2 separate regions of the Homo sapiens genome follow, and region 2 is linked to region 1. A link is an interaction called in ENCODE POLR2A ChIA-PET data of the cell type or tissue named here. Cell type or tissue: Caco-2. All regions are shown on one strand. Each heading gives the region's core, and the rest is flanking DNA. Links, peaks and the distances in the headings are about the cores only.

Region 1 (8,333 bases), core at 251-8,250:
CCAGAAACAAAACAAAAGCTATGTATCATTCGATTAACAGAAAAAGAACAAATCCGTAGAGGCCAAAAGCAGACTAGTGGCTGCCAAGGGCTGGGGAGAAGGGTAATGAGCAGTAACTGCTAATATGTACAGTTTCTTTTGGGATGAAGAAAATGTTATAAAAATGATTGTGGTGACGACTGCCCAACTCTGTAGATATAATAAAAACTACTTAATTGTACACTTTAAATGACTGAATTGTACAGTATGTGAATTATATCTTATATTTTATTTTTTGAGACCGGGTCTTGCTTTGTCACCCAGGGCGGAGTACAATGGGTGCAATCTCAGCTCACTGCAACCTCCACCTCCTGGGCTCAGGCGATTCTCCTGCCTCAGCCTCCCGAGTAAATAGCTGGGATTACAGGTTCATGCCACCTCACCTGGCTAATTTTTGCATTTTTAGTAGAGATGGGGTTTCGTCATGTTGGCGAGGCTGGTCTTGAACCCCTGACCTCGGGTGAACTGCCCACCTCAGCCTCCGGAAATGCTGAGATTACAGGCATGAGCCACCACACCCGGCCCGTGAATTATATCTTTCAAAAGCTATTTATAAAATATAAACATCAGAATGAAAAACACAATGCCACAGAAAGGGACTTCTATGAAATGTGCCTATATGAAATGCTTCATTTTAGAAGAGCATGAAAAAGCGATAAGTAGCCCTATTGAAACAGAAGAGGGAACTTTAACTGTGGTAGATTGCATTAGAGGCATTAATTCCTCATCCTTTCCAGGATCTATTCCTTAGCCATATGATTTTGCAGTTCTTCCCACTAATGGGCGTAAGATTTATTTTTGTGGCTCCTTGACTTTGGCTTCAACCATATGACTTGCTTTGGCCAAAAGAATGGAGCAGAAATGGCAGTGTGCCAGTTCTAAGCCTAAACCTTAAGAGGTCTCACCTTGCCCTCTTGTGCCCCTGGCACTGCCTAGAGAAGAGCTTCCCCTATGTGGCTGCTGCCCATTCACTCTGGGCCTAAAATGAACACACTTGAAGCGGAGTCATCTCAATCAACTTACAGATCGGAAGAAGCAGAGTTGCACCAGCCAATCTGTAGATTCATAAGTATATTTTATTGTTATTTTAATCCACTGAGTTTTGGTATAATTTGTCATGCAGTGTTATTGTGGCAATAGCTAACTGATATAGTCACCAATTCTCCCACTGTGTTATGAAGAGGTCCTACAAATTAAATAGTGATTGTTATGAAGGTAGGTCCAGCCTAACACCTTGAATAATAGTTTTTCACTTAACATAAGACAACCATAAACGATGTTTAATGCTTGTCCCTTTAGGCTCTTAACTGAGGACTGATAGCAATTTAAGACATCCCATATTCTTCCACCTTACTTTGAAAAAAAAAATAATTTTGCTGGGGGCGGTGGCTCACGCCTGTAATCCCAGCACTTTGGGAGGCCAACGTGGGTGGATCACCTGAGGTCGGGAGTTCGAGACCAGACTGACCAACATGGAGAAACCCTGTCTCTACTGAAAATACAAAAAAATTAGCTGGACGTGGTGGTGCATGCCTGTAATCCCAACTATTGGGGAAAGCTGAGGCAGGAGAGTTACTTGAACCTGGGAGGCAGAGGTTGTGGTGAGCCGAGATTGCGCCATAGCACTCCAGCCTGGACAACAAAAGCGAAATTCCATCCCAAAAAAATAAAATAAAAAGTTTTACTTTTTCAGGGTATTTTCAAAATATCAAATCCAGGGCAGGGCACGGTGGCTCACACCTGTAATCCCAGCACTTTGGGAGGCTGAGGCGGGCAGATCACGAGGTCAAGAGATCGAAACCATCCTGGCCAAAATGATAAAACCCCATCCCTACTAAAAATACAAAAAATTAGCTGGGCGTGGTGGCAGGCGCCTATAGTCCCAGCTACTCGGGAGGCTGAGGCAGGAGAATCGCTTGAATCTGGAAGGCGGAGGCTGCAGTAAGCAGAGATCGCGCCATTGTACTCCAGCCTGGGCGACAGAGCCAGACTCCGTCTCAAAAAAAAAAAAAAAAAAAAAATCAAATCCAGAATAATCTTCACTTTTAATAAACTATGGGCCAGACCACTGAGGATAAACACATGAACATTATTCATGTCCTCAAAACTTTAAGGGAAAAAAGGGAAGGGTCATCTTGGAACAAAAATTTAGGAAAAGGGAGAGGAAGCAAATTTAAAATATATTAAATAATATTCTACATATACACACAAACACGGAGCGAAAAGTCAACAGGCCTTATTATTTGATGAGAATCAAGAATGTCTCCGAGGTATCTAGCTGTGAAGCCGAAACCCGATGCTCTCAACAGCTAACAGGACAAGCTAAGACTATCTATCCTATCACTAAAGGTTGACTCATTATCAACTTGGTAAATCTAACCTGAACACAAAGGTGGATTTCCAGAGATGTCTTGGGCCATCTGCACCTTTGCTACACAATGACTCTGGTTTAGCTGTCTACTTTCTGGTAGCTGCCTCCTTTTTCCACTTCATCTCTAACCTTCGCCTCTGCTTCTATTGCTCAATCACATTTGCCATTCACATTTCTTCCCTACTTCTACTTGTTATTCCCTTTTTCCTAAGCTGGTTGATAACATCTGCCCATGGTTTTATAACCTTTGCTACCCAGGAATCCAGCCTAATACATCATCCTTAGGCCTGTGAGTTTTCACCACTGCAAAGATACAAAGGTTCAAAAACAAAACTAACTCCTAATCTCCCAAATGTCTGGTTTATGCCTATTCCAGATGACGGTGTTATTTAATTCTGACCTAAGATTGAGGCACTGCTATATCTATTAACTTTAAAATAAGCACACATCAGGCCACGAGATTTTTTTCAATTGCCCTTTCTGAATAATTATAAAACAAAGGACAAGAAATGAGCTGAAAAAGAAAACAGACTTTTAGAAAAAGGAGAAAAAAACGGCAAAATAAGTTTCTATTAAAAAAATTTTTTTAGCTTTTTAAACAAAAGCGTAATACAAAGACTATGAATTCCTGAAATAGTAGTGAGAGAGAAATATTACATTGTTCAAAAGCTAGTTTACATACAGCTTATACTCATATCTCGAGATGTTTCCTGCAAAATATTTTCACATGAGCATGTTACTGAAATTTTTTTCCCTAAGACTGTTTTGCAAATTCTAAAAAAAAAAAAAAAAAAAAGCAGCTGAGTGTCTCCACTTTAGGAAACAAGTAATATATGCCACATATTTAATAAATGGCTGTTTGGGAAATATAAAGTATAAATAAACTTGTATTTTACTTATACTTTTATAAGTGAGTCAGTGGTCATGTTCAAGAAGACTAAGCTGAATGAAGAAGAGCGCTCTAAAGGGCTTGTGGCCCTTTGTAAATGTCTCCCTTAGCTGAGTCCCTTTCTTTCTCTAGGTGTTGTCAGGATATTAGAAAGTTAGGCAAATTTGGACATAACACTTGAACCAACTTAACAGTAACCATTTTATTTCTGTACTTCCTTCAAAGAGCAGTAAGATGTTCTCTCCTCTCTTCCATGTGCCTTGTCACCATATTTTTAGGGAGACATTCTATTCTAAAATCCAGCATCTAACAAATTTCACCCCTAAAATATTCATTCTTTTACAAAGAAAATCTGAGCACCTACTATCTGTAGGTCCTTGCACCATGAAATTAATGGCTTTGAACCTACCCTTACAAAGTGCATTGTCAAAACGGGAAGATGGTCATATTAAATACATTCAATACAAGGTCAGAAAATCCTGAGTGCTGCCCACATGACAGGAACAGATAAAGAGCTGTAGACATCAGAAGAACATTTCTCCTGCGCCAATCAGAAAGAAGGCTCCACAGCAAGGGGAAAACATTGCAGTCAGACCTTGAAAAATGGGTAGGAGTCAACATGTTTAGAGACTTGGAAGAAGGGCAAACGAGGCAGAAGAGTCACCGTACATAAAAGAGGAAACAGAAGTAACCCAGTGTGGCTGAAGTAACACGTAATATTTAAAGGAAATATAGGGAAGCAGGGTTATAAGACCAGATTGTTTTGAAAGTCAGATTGTAGAGGGTAGATTTTATATTCCAACAATAAAAAACACAAAGGCTATTAAAATACGATACAACCCAAAATTAGAGGCCAGGCGCGGTGGCTCACGCCTGTAATCCCAGCACTTTGGGAGACCAAGGCGGGTGCATCACAAGGTCAGGAGATCGAGACCATCCTGGCTAACACGGTGAAACCCCGTCTCTACTAAAAATACAAAAAATTAGCCGGGCATGGTGGCAGGCGCCTGTAGTCCCAGCTACTCGGGAGGCTGAGGCAGGAGAATGGCGTGAACCCGGTAGGCAGAGGTTGCAGTGAGCCGAGATGGTGCCACTGCACTCCAGCCTGGGTGACAGAGCAAGACTCTGTCTCGGGAAAAAAAAAAAAAAAAATACAACCCAAAATTTAGTGGACAATATACAAACCAAGAGAGACAAAAACTAAACGTACACACTAAGGACTCCTCTGAAATTCTCTTTACAACCCCTAACTGAAACCCTTAATAATTCTTTAAAAGGTAGAAATCTCTAAACTGAAACTACAGTAAAAAAAAATACTGGGTCAGGTGCAGTGGCTCACGCCTGTAATCCCAGCACTTTGGGAGGCCGAGGTGGGCGGATCATGAGGTCAGGAGATCGAGACCATCCTGGCTAACACAGTGAAACCCTGTCTCTACTAAAAATACAAAAAATTATCCAGGCGTGGCGGCGGGCGCCTGTAGTCCCAGCTACTTGGGAGGCTGAGGCAGGAGAATGGCGTGAAAAAAATATATATTTTTTTCCGAGATCAATTTTCTCTCCCTGCCTGCAAATATACAATTATCTCCCTTATTTATAAAAAACAAAAAGAAGACCTTTATGACCCTGCTGTCTGTACCAACCATTCTCTTTCCTCAAGTCTTTCACATCTCAAACAAATGGCCAGTACCCAGAAGATGCCTTTATTTCTTTATGACCTACCCCTGATTGGGCTTCCACCCCCACTACTCTGATCTTAGCAGTGCACTCTCAGTAATGACTTCCTTTACAAATTCAATAGCCTGCTTTTTCTTCATTCTCTCTGAATCCTTGTAGCTTTTTACACTCCTGCCCCTAAAAATTCTCTTATGCCTTTTCATCGCCACTGCACTTTCCTAATTATCCTACCTCTGATGGAGCCTCTTCTGATTCCTCTTCTTCCTGACATTTCTTAATTGTGAGTTTCCCAAGCCTCAATTTCTGGTCTTCCATTTTTTCCTCTCCATACTCTTACCTTTTGGTTAATTGTTCTTACCTCAAATCTTCAACTAGTTCCAGCCAGCCTAGCCATAGTCCCAGATGGCATTTCTAGAAACATTTGCACTAATCAGTGGCAAAGGTATTTGTTTTTCACAACTAATCTTTACTTCTAAAAGTAGTATTTTTGCAAGCGGTTATAAGAAATGAGTGTAGGGGGCCGGGTGCAGTGGGTCACGCCTGTAATCCCAGCACTTGGCGAGGCTGAGGCAGGCAGATGACCCTGAGGTCAGGAGTTCACAACCGGCCTGACCAACATGGAGAAACCCCGTCTCTACTAAAAATACAAAATTAGCTGGGCGTGGTGGCGCATGCCCGTTATCCCAGCTACTCGGGAAGCTGAGGCAGGAGAATCACTTGAACCCGGGAGGCAGAGGTTGCGGTGAGCCAAGATGGTGCCACTGCACTCCAGCCTGGGCAACAAGACCGAAACTCCATCTCAAAAACAAACAAACAAAAAAGAAATGAGTGTAAATTTCATAAGTTTATAAAGTCAGAGTATACAGTCAAAGGCTATCAGGCAAAGCTTGAAGATTTAGTCAAGTTTGGAAGGTCAAGCTAAACAAGGTCTAGACAAAACTTAAACAACAAAACAAAGTCAGGCACTGTACGTAGGTCACAATGACTGTATAACTAGCTTGAAGAAGAAATGAACAAAACTTTCTTTGCTACACCTGCCCTATCTAGGTCAAGAGTGAAGCCCAAGCCTGAGGCCTCAGATGAAGGGAAGTGGGTGTGCCTGTCAGGCATGGTGTGGGATAAGGAAACAGATAAACTACTGGCCAGGCGCAGTGGCTCATGCCTGTAATCCCAGCACTTTGGGAGGCCGAGGCGGGTGGATCACCTGAGGTCGGGAGTTCAAGACCAGCCTGAGCAATATGGAGAAACCCCGTCTCTACTAAAAATACAAAAAATTAGCTGGGTGCGGTGGCGCATGCCTGTAATACCAGCTACTAGTGGGGCTGAGGCAGGAGGATCCCTTGAACCCGGGAGGTGGAGGCTGCAGTGAGCTGAGATCGTGCCACCGCACTCCAGCCCGGGCAACAGAGTGAGAGTCCGTCTCAAACAAACAAACAAACAAACAAACAAACCTGCTAACAGCTCCTCCTCAGGCATTTTTAGAAGGGTAGAAAACCGTACCATGCATTCCAAGGAAAAGCAGGGAAAGATGAGGATCATCCACTCTACTGTTCTTTCTTCATTTAAGTAGATCATGAAGGAAACTGTCTTCAAAATCAAGATAAAACTAACATGAAAAAACAGGTCGGGCATGGTGGCTCACGCCTGTAATCCCAGCACTTTGGGAGGCAGAGGTGGGTGGATCACCTGAGATCAGGAGTTGGAGATCAGCCTGGCCAACTCGGTGAAACTCCGTCTCTACAAAAAATACAAAATTAGCCGCGTGTATTGGCGCGCAGCTATAAACCCAGCTACTTTGGAGGCTGAGGCAGGAGAATCGCTTGAACCCAGGAGGTAGAGGTTGCAGTGAGCCAAGATCGCGCCACTGTACTCCAGCCTGGGTGACAAGAGCGAAACTCCATCTCAAAAAAAAAAAAAAGAAACATAGCTTTATTCATCATCTTTCTTCTTGTGGAATGTAGCCATGGACTATGAAACTTAGAAATCAGTGACAATTTGGAGACTATTATTTCTTTTTATATAGCATTATGTGGCATCCTCAATATAAAGGACATCTCAAAGTTTAAGCGCTGGCTAAATTGTGAAACAAGAGAAGTCATTTCTATAGTGAGGAACTCTATCTGGAACCTATCTGGCTCTAACAAATAATGTACAGAACAAACAGCGTGCTTTCACGGAGCACTTTGCAATGCATGAAGCATTTTTATGTGCATTATCTCACTAAATCCTCACAACGACCCTGTGGAGTACAACAGGCATAACTATTGTACCAAATACAACACTAGGACTAAGACATGGCTAGGTCACAGTCAACTAGAGATGAAAACCACCCTCACGCTAAAGATTTCCTGATTCGAAGAAACCGTAACAGAATGAGGTGCTCATATCTCAAGATTTCAAATGAAAATTTAATGAGTGGCATAACACAACTGAATACTTTTTGAATAATCACTTATATTCGATACAATTCAAAATATGTAGAAACAACTAGGATACATCTCCACTTCAGAGCACTTAAAAAAAAAAATCCTTTGGTGGTTCTTCACTATCCATGCTGGAACTCCAAAAGAGAGATAACTAAGTTTTCCTACCAGGTTAGGGAATACCCTACAAACCAAGAAATGGGATTTTCCATAAGGTCTCTATTAGGCTAAGGCATACTCCTTAGTCTAATACCTTAAAGATACCTACAAAAACTTTTTCTTAGGAGCTCAACCTAGTCGTTCCACAACAATGAGGTGGAGCTGTTTCATTTCAAGCTGTGGCCCTAGTTTGACTTATTAATAAAATCTGAGGGGTAACAATTCATTGAGAGGATCATTGGGACTAACTAGATTTTTCCCTGTAAAACTGAATTTGATCATTTAGAGCCCCTCTGAGCACCTCAGACGTTAAAATTCCAGAAGACAAGTATTCTGCCTCTAACTCTTTAAGTAAGGATAAGAAAATACATGATAGAAAGTGAAAGTTGGCCAGGCATGGTGCCTCATGCCTGTAATCCCAACATTTTAGGAGGCTGAGGCAGGTGGATCACAAGGTCAGGAGTTTGAGACCAGCCTGACCAACATGGTGAAATCCTGTCTCTACTAAAGATACAGAAAACAAATTAGCCGGGCATGGTGGTGTGCACCTGTAATCCCAGATACTTGGGAGGCTGAGGCAAGAGAATTGCTTGAACCTGGGAGGTGGAGGTAGCAGTGAGCTGAGATCGCACCACTACACTCTAGACTGGGTGACAGGGTGAGACTCCGTTTCAAAAAAAAAAAAGAAAGTGAAAGTTGCAAACACTTCTTAATTTATACATACATCACATACAATCAGTATTTTAATTCCTAAGAAGGAACCATTAAACTCTAGAAA
Region 2 (8,333 bases), core at 82-8,081, 65 kb after region 1:
GGGCTCAAGAGATTCTCCTGCCTCAGCCTCCCAAGTAGCTGGGACTACAGGCTCATGCCGCTGCAACTAGCTTTTTTTTTTTTTTTTTTTTTTTTTTTTTTTTTGTAGCGATGAGGTCTTGCTGTGGTGCCTGGGCTGGTTTTGAACTCCTGGACTCAAGCGATCTTCCCACCCCTCCCAAAGTATTGGGATTACAGCTATGAGCCACCTCACCCCGCCTAGTTGGTTTCATTCTGGCTTTCACATTGTGTACACTAAATGCCCCGCTCTGATGCAAAGTGCCCCACTGCCCCGCCCTTGGCACGTCACTGGCAGAGAGACTGGACATCTCATCTGACATATATGACATAGACATTAGGACCCCATGTCGGTGGATAACCATGTAGCCTTGACTTCTCTCTTTTTTTTTTTTTTTTTTTTTTTTTTGAGATGGAGTCTCACTCTGTCTCCCAGGCTGGAGTGCAATGGTACAATCTCGGCTCACTGCAACCTCCGCCTTTCGGGTTCAAGCAATTCTCCTGCCTCAGCCTCCCGAGTAGCTGGGAGTACAGGCACGCACCACCCCACCCGGCTAATTTTTATTACTAGTAGAGACTGGGTTTCACCATGTTGGCCAGGCTGGTCTTGAACTCCTGACCTCAGGTGATCCGCCCACCTCGGCCTCCCAAAGTGCTGGGGTTACAGGCGTCAGCCACCACACTCGGCCCTCAACTTCTCTGAATCCCAGTTTCCTCATTGCTAAAATGGGAATTTATTTTTATTTATTTTTGAGACAGAACCTCACTATGTTGCCCAGGCTGGAGTGCAGTGTCGCGATCTCGGCTCACTGCAGGTGCCGCCTCCCAGGTTCAAGCAATTCTTCTGCCTCAGCCTCCCGAGTAGCTGGGATTACAGGCATGCACCATCACGCCCGGCTGATAGGAATTTTGTATTTTTTGAGTAGAGATGGGGTTTCACCATGTTGTCCAGGCTGGTCTCGAACTCCTGACCTCAGTGATCCGCCCACCTCAGCCTCCCAAAGTACTGGGGTTACAGGCGTCAGCCACTGCCCCAGCCTAAAATGGGAATTTAATAACATCTCTTTTAAAGGACAGCTATGAGACAAAAATGGGATAAGGTGTGTGAAGATGCTCTCCTTTTCTGCCCAGTGGGTTTCTGCCTTTCCTTTGGGGGATCGTAGAGGAGGTTTCCCTCACTGTCTCCAGCCAGACCAGGGACTGTAGATGGGGACTCCTGGGTCCACGTTGTCCCTGCGATGTCGTCGCCCACAGAGTGACCTGCGGTACCCACTGAAGAGGCCACTCTTCCCCTCCCACACTCACAGCATCTCACCCACCTTCCTCCAAAGTCACTATCAGGCCTGGACCTTGAGGATGGTTAACAAAGCTTTTAATCAAGGCAGAAGTTCTTCAGTGGGAGCACAAACTAGAATTCCCTAGAGGGCTTGGGAAACAAATCCAGCTCACTGGGCCCCACCCCGAGTTTCTGATTCAGCAGGTTTGAGGTGAGGCTTGAGGATGTGCCGTTCTAACAAGTTCCCAGGTGAGGCCAATGCTGCTGGCCCTGGGACCACACTTTGAGATCCAATGAGCTTAGTCAGTGCTGCTAATTCCATCCCCATTTGCCAGTGATTGACTGGGCCTAAGCCAGTGGACCAACGAGATGCAAGGCGGGGCTTACTCTGGGCTGATGAGGGTGAGCAGCTCCTCCTTCTCCCCAGAGGAGACAAAGGTGCCTGAGTGAGTGGTGGCAGCCACTTTGTGACCATGAGGGGAATCAGCCTTCACAGAAGCTGATGCTGTAGACTGAGAAAACCTAGACTCCTAATAACATATACCATCAAGCCCACCCAACTTTGGGATTTTTTTTTTTTTTTAATTCTGGGGAAACTTTTATTTTTATTTCTAGACCAATTGACTATGGGATAGGAAAGAAAGTGAGGTGTCAAGGATAAAGCCAATATTTGACTCAAACAATGTAGAGGATGTTTGTTTTTAGCTTACTTGAGGAAGGCTGTGGTCGGGGAGAAGATTGAGAATTCTTTTTTTTTTTTGAGACAGGGTCTCACTCTGTTGCCCAGGCTGGAGTGCAGTGGTGCCATCCTAGCTCACTGCAGCCTCGACCTCCCAAACTCAAACAATCCTCCCACTTCAGCCTCCTGAGTAGCCAGGATTATAGGCAGATGCCACCATGCCTGGCTAATTTTTTCATTTCCAGTAGAAATGAGATCTCACTATGTTGCCTGGGCTAGTCTCAAATTGGGCTCAAATGATCCTCCCACCTTAGCCTCCCAAAGTGCTGGGATTATAGGCGTGAGCCACTGCACCTGGCCAAAGATTAATTCTGATCAATGCTAAGGACTTTCCACTCTTTACAACTTTAACTTTGTTTTGGTTGTTTCAAGAGCTACATTTGATTCGATTCGTTTTGTTTTGAGATGGAGTCTCACTCTGTCGCCCAGGCTGGAGTGCAGCGGTGCAATCCCACTGCAACCTCTGACCCCCGAGTTCAAGGGATTCTCCTGCCTCAGCCTCCTGAGTAGCTGGGACTACAGGCACCCACCACCACGCCTGGCTAATTTTTGTATTTTTAGTAGAGATGGGGTTTCACCATGTTCGCCAGGCTGGTCTCAAACTCCTGAACTCAGGTGATCTGTCCACCTCGGCCTCCCAAAGTGCTAGGATTACAGGCATGTGCCACCGCACCTGGCCTAAGAGCTACATTTTTTATCGCAGTCTCAGCCTTTTCATTTCCCCATATCCCACTCATTCCTATAAGGGCCAAATGCAATAAAACAGATGTGTATGTGCACTCACGCTGTGGAGTGAAGATGCAAATGACTGTGATGATCCAAACCCTGGCAGGAAGGTGGCAGCCCCGTAGGGCATGGGGATCAGAGGTAACTCCACTGTGTGTGCCTTCCGCTGTGTGTGCCCTCCACTGTGTGTGCCCTCCGCTGTGTGTGCCCTCCACTGTGTGTGCCCTCCACTGTGTCTGTCCTCCGCTGTGTGTGCCCTCCACTGTGTGTGCCCTCTGCTCCGCTGTGTCCACAGTGACAGCATAGATTATCCCAGGGCTCAATCAGTTGTTCCAGCTAACTTCCTGCTAAACAGAGCTGGTCACCAGGAGCCAGGCTGACACCTTTGAACCCCTTCTTCCCCTCTGCCTCCTTTCTCAGAAAATATAAAGTGCAAAATGGTCCAGAGGTGGACAGTGTGGGGAGGGAGGGGACATTGAGTCTTGATGACCTGCAAATTTACACCAGTTTCTGCATAATCCTATATGGGCTTTATCTGATCTTAGAGGCACCCATCCCTTTGCAATAAAAGATTGCATCTGTTTTTATTTCCCCTTTCTGTTGGAAGCTGATAAGCCAAGAATGTACTCTCCCCACCTGCTCTCAGCTTTGATTCCCATTAACACAGGGGCATTCCCAGGAAAGGGTTGGGCTCCCCAAGGTGTTTGCTGGAGAACCTGCTGTCACTCTGCAGAGATGTACAAGTATTTACTGAAAGAAGAACTTCTCCAGGAATATTGTGTAAGCAGATTACACCGGATCTCCCTGCCCTTGGACAAATATATATGGTGAAGCTCAAAGAGGGGAATCCAATGCACAGAAACCTCCATGCTTAAAAAATATCTTGTGGCCGGGCACGGTGGCTCACGCCTGTAATGCCAGCACTTTGGGAGGCTGAGATGGGAGGATCACTTGAGCCCAGGAGTTCGAAACCAGCCTGGGCAACATAGGGAGACCCCCATCTCTACAAAAAATGAAAAAAGTTAGCCAGGCATGGTGGTGCACACCTGTAGTCCCAGCTACTAGGGAGGCTGAGGTGGGAGGATCACTTGAGCCTGGGAGTTTGAGGCTGCAGTGAGATATGATCATGTCACTGCACTCCTGCCCGGGCGACAGAGTGAGACTCTGTCTCAAAAAACAAACAAAAAACCAAACCAAAACAAAACAGAACTTGTGAATTGGTTTGGGGATTGCTGGTAAGAGACAAAGGGATGATCATCAAGTCTGGGGATGCCCATCCATTGCCACATCCCCAAGGGGATCACACCAGCTGGAGCACATCACTGCACGTCGCATTTTTGTTTTGTTTTGTTTTGAGACGGAGTCTCACTCTGTCTCCCAGGCTGGAGTGCAGTGGCGCCATCTCAGCTCATTGCAACCTCCACCTCCCGGGTTCAAGCAATTCTCCTGTCTCAGTCTCCCGAGTAGCTGGGATTACAGGCATGCGCCACCACACCCTGCTAAATTTTTTTGGAATTTTTAGTAGAGACAGAGTTTCACCATATTGGCCAGGCTGGTCTTGAACTCCTGGCCTCAGGTGATCCTCCCACCTCAGCCTCCCAACGTGCTGGGATTACAGGCGTGAGCACTGCACCCGGCCCTTTTTTTTTTTTTTGAGATGGAGTCTCACGCTGTTGCCCAGGCTGGAGTGCACTGGTGTGATCTCGGCTCACTGCAACCTCTGCCTCCTGGGTTCAAGTGATTCTCCTGCCTCAGCCTCCTGAGTAGCTAGGATTACAGGCACATGCCACCACGCCTGGCTACTTTTTGCATTTTGAGGCAGGGTTTCACCATGTTGGCCAGGCTGGTCTTGAACTCCTGACCTTAAGGCCCGCCTCAGCCTCCCAAAGTGCTGGGATTACAGGCGTGAGCCACCGCGCCCCGCCTTGCACATTGCATTTCTAGAGACTAGAGGCCTCAAATTAAGGTGTCGGTAAGGCTTGGCCCCCTCTCAAACTTGGGGGAGAGGGGAGATTCCACTCTTGCCCTTTCCAACGTCTCACGTCTCTGGTAATCCTTGGCAATCTTTGGCTTGCTGCTGCAGCACTCCACGGTGTACCTCTATTGTCCTAAGGTGTTCTCTGTGTGTGTGTCCAACTTTGGATTTTTGTTTTTATTAATTTTCTTTTCTTTTTTTCTTTTTTTTTTTTTTGACGAAGTTTCACTCTTGTTGCCCAGGCTGGAGTACAATGGCATGATCTCGGCTCACCACAACCTCCACCTCCCGGGTTCAAGCAATTCTCCTGCCTCAGCCTCCCAAGTAGCTGGGATTACAGGCATGTGCCATCATGCCCAGCTACTTTTTTTGTATTTTTAGCAGAGACAGGGTTTCTCCATGTTGATCAGGCTGTTCTTGAACTCCCGATCTCAGGTGATCCACCTGTCTCGGCCTCCCAAAGTGCTGGGCTTACAGGTGTGAGCCACCGGGCCCGCTGTTTTCATTAATTTTCATTTGAAGACATCCTGATACCTAGTCAAAGCCTCATGACTTTGGGGGCTGAGAGGACAGGGTGGTGGTGGATGTATAGTTGGCGGGGTGTGGTGGTGCACACCTGTAGTCCCAGCTACAGGAGGATTGCTTGAGCCCAGGAGGTCGAGGCTGCAGCAAGCCATGAGTGTGTCACTGTACTCCAGCCTGGGCGACAGAATGAAACCCTGTCTCTTAAAAAAAAAAAAAGAAAAAAAAAGGATGTACAGTAGGAGGATTATCTTTGCCTTCAGTTGCTGGGAGGTGATCTCTAGGCCCCTTAACGTCCTGTCTGATGGAAGTGTCTGTGTTTGCCTGGGGCCTTTGGCCACCAGATAGTCTAACAATGTGATCTGTAATGAAGGCTTTGGAACATCCTGTATCAGTTCCAACCTCCAGATGAGCTGGATACACAAGAGTTAGCTCAGGAGAGACTGGAGATGAAAGGTCAGCCACACTGGCAGTAAGGGATCAAGCCCCACTAAAAAACGCTGGACACTGGCTGGCAGTGGCTCATGCCTGTAATCCCAGCACTTCAGGAGGCTGAGGGGGGCGGGTCACCAGATGTCAGGAGTTTGAGATCAGCCTGGCCAACATGGTGAAACCCTGTCTCTACTAAAAATACAAAATCAGCTGGGCATGGTGCATGCCTGTAATCCCAGCTACTCGTACTCTGGAGGCTGAGGCGGGAGAATCGCTTGAACCCAGGAGGTGGAGGTTGCAGTGAACTGAGATCACGCAACAGCACTCCAGCCTGGGCGACGAGAGCGAGACTCCATCTCAGAAACAACAACAACAAAAACAAAACCCCCAAAAACGCTGGACACCAAAGCCTCAGGAGCTTCTCTGGTTAGCAGTATTCTCTGAGTGTCATCACGCATCATAGCTGGGGGGAGGTGACTGTCTGGAGAGAAGGTAACTAGGAGCTTTGCACTTGAACCCCTTCCGCACCTCACCCTCTATGTCCTTTCTTGTGGCTGGTTCTGATCTGTGTCTGTTTGCTATCATAAAAACTGTCGTTATGAGGCGGGGCACTTTCCTGAGTTCCATGAGTCATTCTAGTGAATTATTGAACCACAGGGGGTAGTGGGAACCCTCAATGCAGCCAAGCGGTCAGAAGTGAGGGTGGCCCAGGAATCCCCAGTTGCACCTGGCATTTGAAGTGAAGGCTGCCTTGTGGAGGGACTGTGTCCTTAGCCTTGAGCTTGACAAATTCATTGCAGTAGGTTCTGTCATCTGCCTCTTAGAGAATACCCTCATTTCAACTGGGCGCGGTGGCTCACGCCTGTAATCCCAGCACTTTGGGAGGCCGAGGCGGGCGGATCACGAGGTCAGGAGATCGAGACCATCCTGGCTAACACGGTGAAACCCCGTCTCTACTAAAAATGCAAAAAATTAGCTGGGCGTGGTGGCGGGCGCCTGTAGTCCCAGCTACTCAGGAGGCTGAGGCAGGAGAATGGCGTGAACCCGGGAGGTGGAGCTTGCAGTGAGCCGAGATCGCGCCACTGCACTCCAGCCTGGGCGATAGAGCGAGACTCCATCTCAGAAAAAAAAAAAAAAAAGAGAATACCCTCATTTCCTTGCAATTTGGGACAGGTGTTAGGAGCCTCATTTTATTCTTCTGAAATCAAATTATCCCTGATTCAGACTTCAGGTAAGGTGGCATTCAAATGCAGTCGTGACTCAGGGCTTACTATTTCTATTCTTCTAAAAAGACTATGGGATTCTCATGTAGGTGGAAATGCTTGAGTGGGCGCCTCTGGCCTTTGGTCTACACGCACTAGCCTGATACACGTCTCCTCCACCAGGCTGTAAACCTCGTGAAGTATCGGTTTTATTCCTGACTAGAACAAGGCTTAGCACCTAGTGGGTGCTCATTAAACACATGAAGCATGAATCAGTGAGGGATTTCACATCTCGTCATCTCTGAAAAGCCTGTTAGCTCACTTCTAGGACCAGGAAACTGGCATTATCAAGAGTGTTATTCCAGCTTTGGTTGGTTCTGAAAATAATAATAATGTATCAGTCCAGTATTAGGTTTAGCTGTATAGAACAGAAAACCCAAAGTGAAATGGCATAAACATGTAAGAGTTGATTCCTTCCAGAAGCAGGCAGTCTAGGACTGGTGTGGGCCTCCCCTGAAGGCTGGCAAGACCACTATTTCTGTGCCAACCTTTGGCGCAGGGGTCTTTATTCAGATTGGCTACTCCATACCCAGGATCCAGCCTCCCCAAGTTTTGCCTAGGTCACCAATCCTCAGGATCCCCCAAATCATATCTCCAGTCTTGGGGCATCTCCAACGTCCCATGAATCATCACCCATCTCTGTAAAAATAAAAAAGTCCCAGGCTGGGTGCGGTGGCTCATGCCTGTAATCCCAGCACTTTGGGAGGCTGGGACAGGTGGATCACCTGAGGTCAGGAGTTGGAGAACAGCTTAGCCAACATGGCAAAACCTTGTCTTTATTAAAAATACAAAAATTAGCCGGGTGTGGTGGCAGGCGCCTGTAATCCTAACTACTCGGGAGGCTGAGGCAGGAGAATAGCTTGAACCTGGGAGGTGGACGTTGCAGTGAGCTGAGATCACGCCACTGCACTCCAGCCAGGGCGACAGAGCGAGACTCCGTCTCAAAAAAATAAAAGTAAAAAAATTTTTAAAAAGTCCTAGAGTACACAGTTCCTGAGTCTGCTGACTGTCTAAAGATGTTCTTCTCTGATTTCTGCTGACTGCAGAGAAGAACAGGGGACTTTGGTCTCGTTCGTTGACTCCTCAGCAGGGAGGAAGGGGGCGTGGTCTCTGGTTCTCCAAGGCATTGGCTGGAACAACAGGAGTTTCCATGCCAGGCTGTAGCTGGTTTTCTCTCAACATATTTAAAATTAAACGTGTTTCAAACCATAAAGTTCAATTTCCTTCTGAAAACATTCTCCTCTATCTTCTGAATAGGAAACTGATATTCCTGTGAGTTACAGCACTTTGATTTAATGTTATGAATCCTGATCTTATTATGCTAAGAGGACACTGCTCCCTCCCTGCTCAGAGTCATATGACAAAGACTTCGCATGTCAGTACC

What was found. ChIA-PET counts read pairs that join two places held together with the same protein. Peaks named below come from ENCODE experiments on the same cell type or tissue, not always from the same donor. Only the 100,000 strongest peaks of a DNase experiment are listed, where the experiment ranks them.
Region 2: POLR2A ChIA-PET joins it to region 1 with 12 read pairs; 6 of 35 experiments call an interaction of 5 or more read pairs at or near these places.

Annotation. Positions count from the first base shown.
Region 1 is chr12:120,888,551-120,896,883 of GRCh38, forward strand. All of the region lies in intron 1 of SPPL3 (signal peptide peptidase like 3), which reads right to left. Among named protein-coding and RNA genes, the nearest start is that of SPPL3, 12 kb to the right of the region's middle. In Caco-2, for the core only: no CTCF peak of the experiment used is centred there; no DNase peak of the experiment used is centred there.
Region 2 is chr12:120,953,760-120,962,092 of GRCh38, forward strand. No RefSeq gene overlaps it. Among named protein-coding and RNA genes, the nearest start is that of HNF1A-AS1, 14 kb to the right of the region's middle. In Caco-2, for the core only: no CTCF peak of the experiment used is centred there; DNase peaks (open chromatin) are centred at 3,149, 3,442, 6,302, 8,052 and 2 weaker places.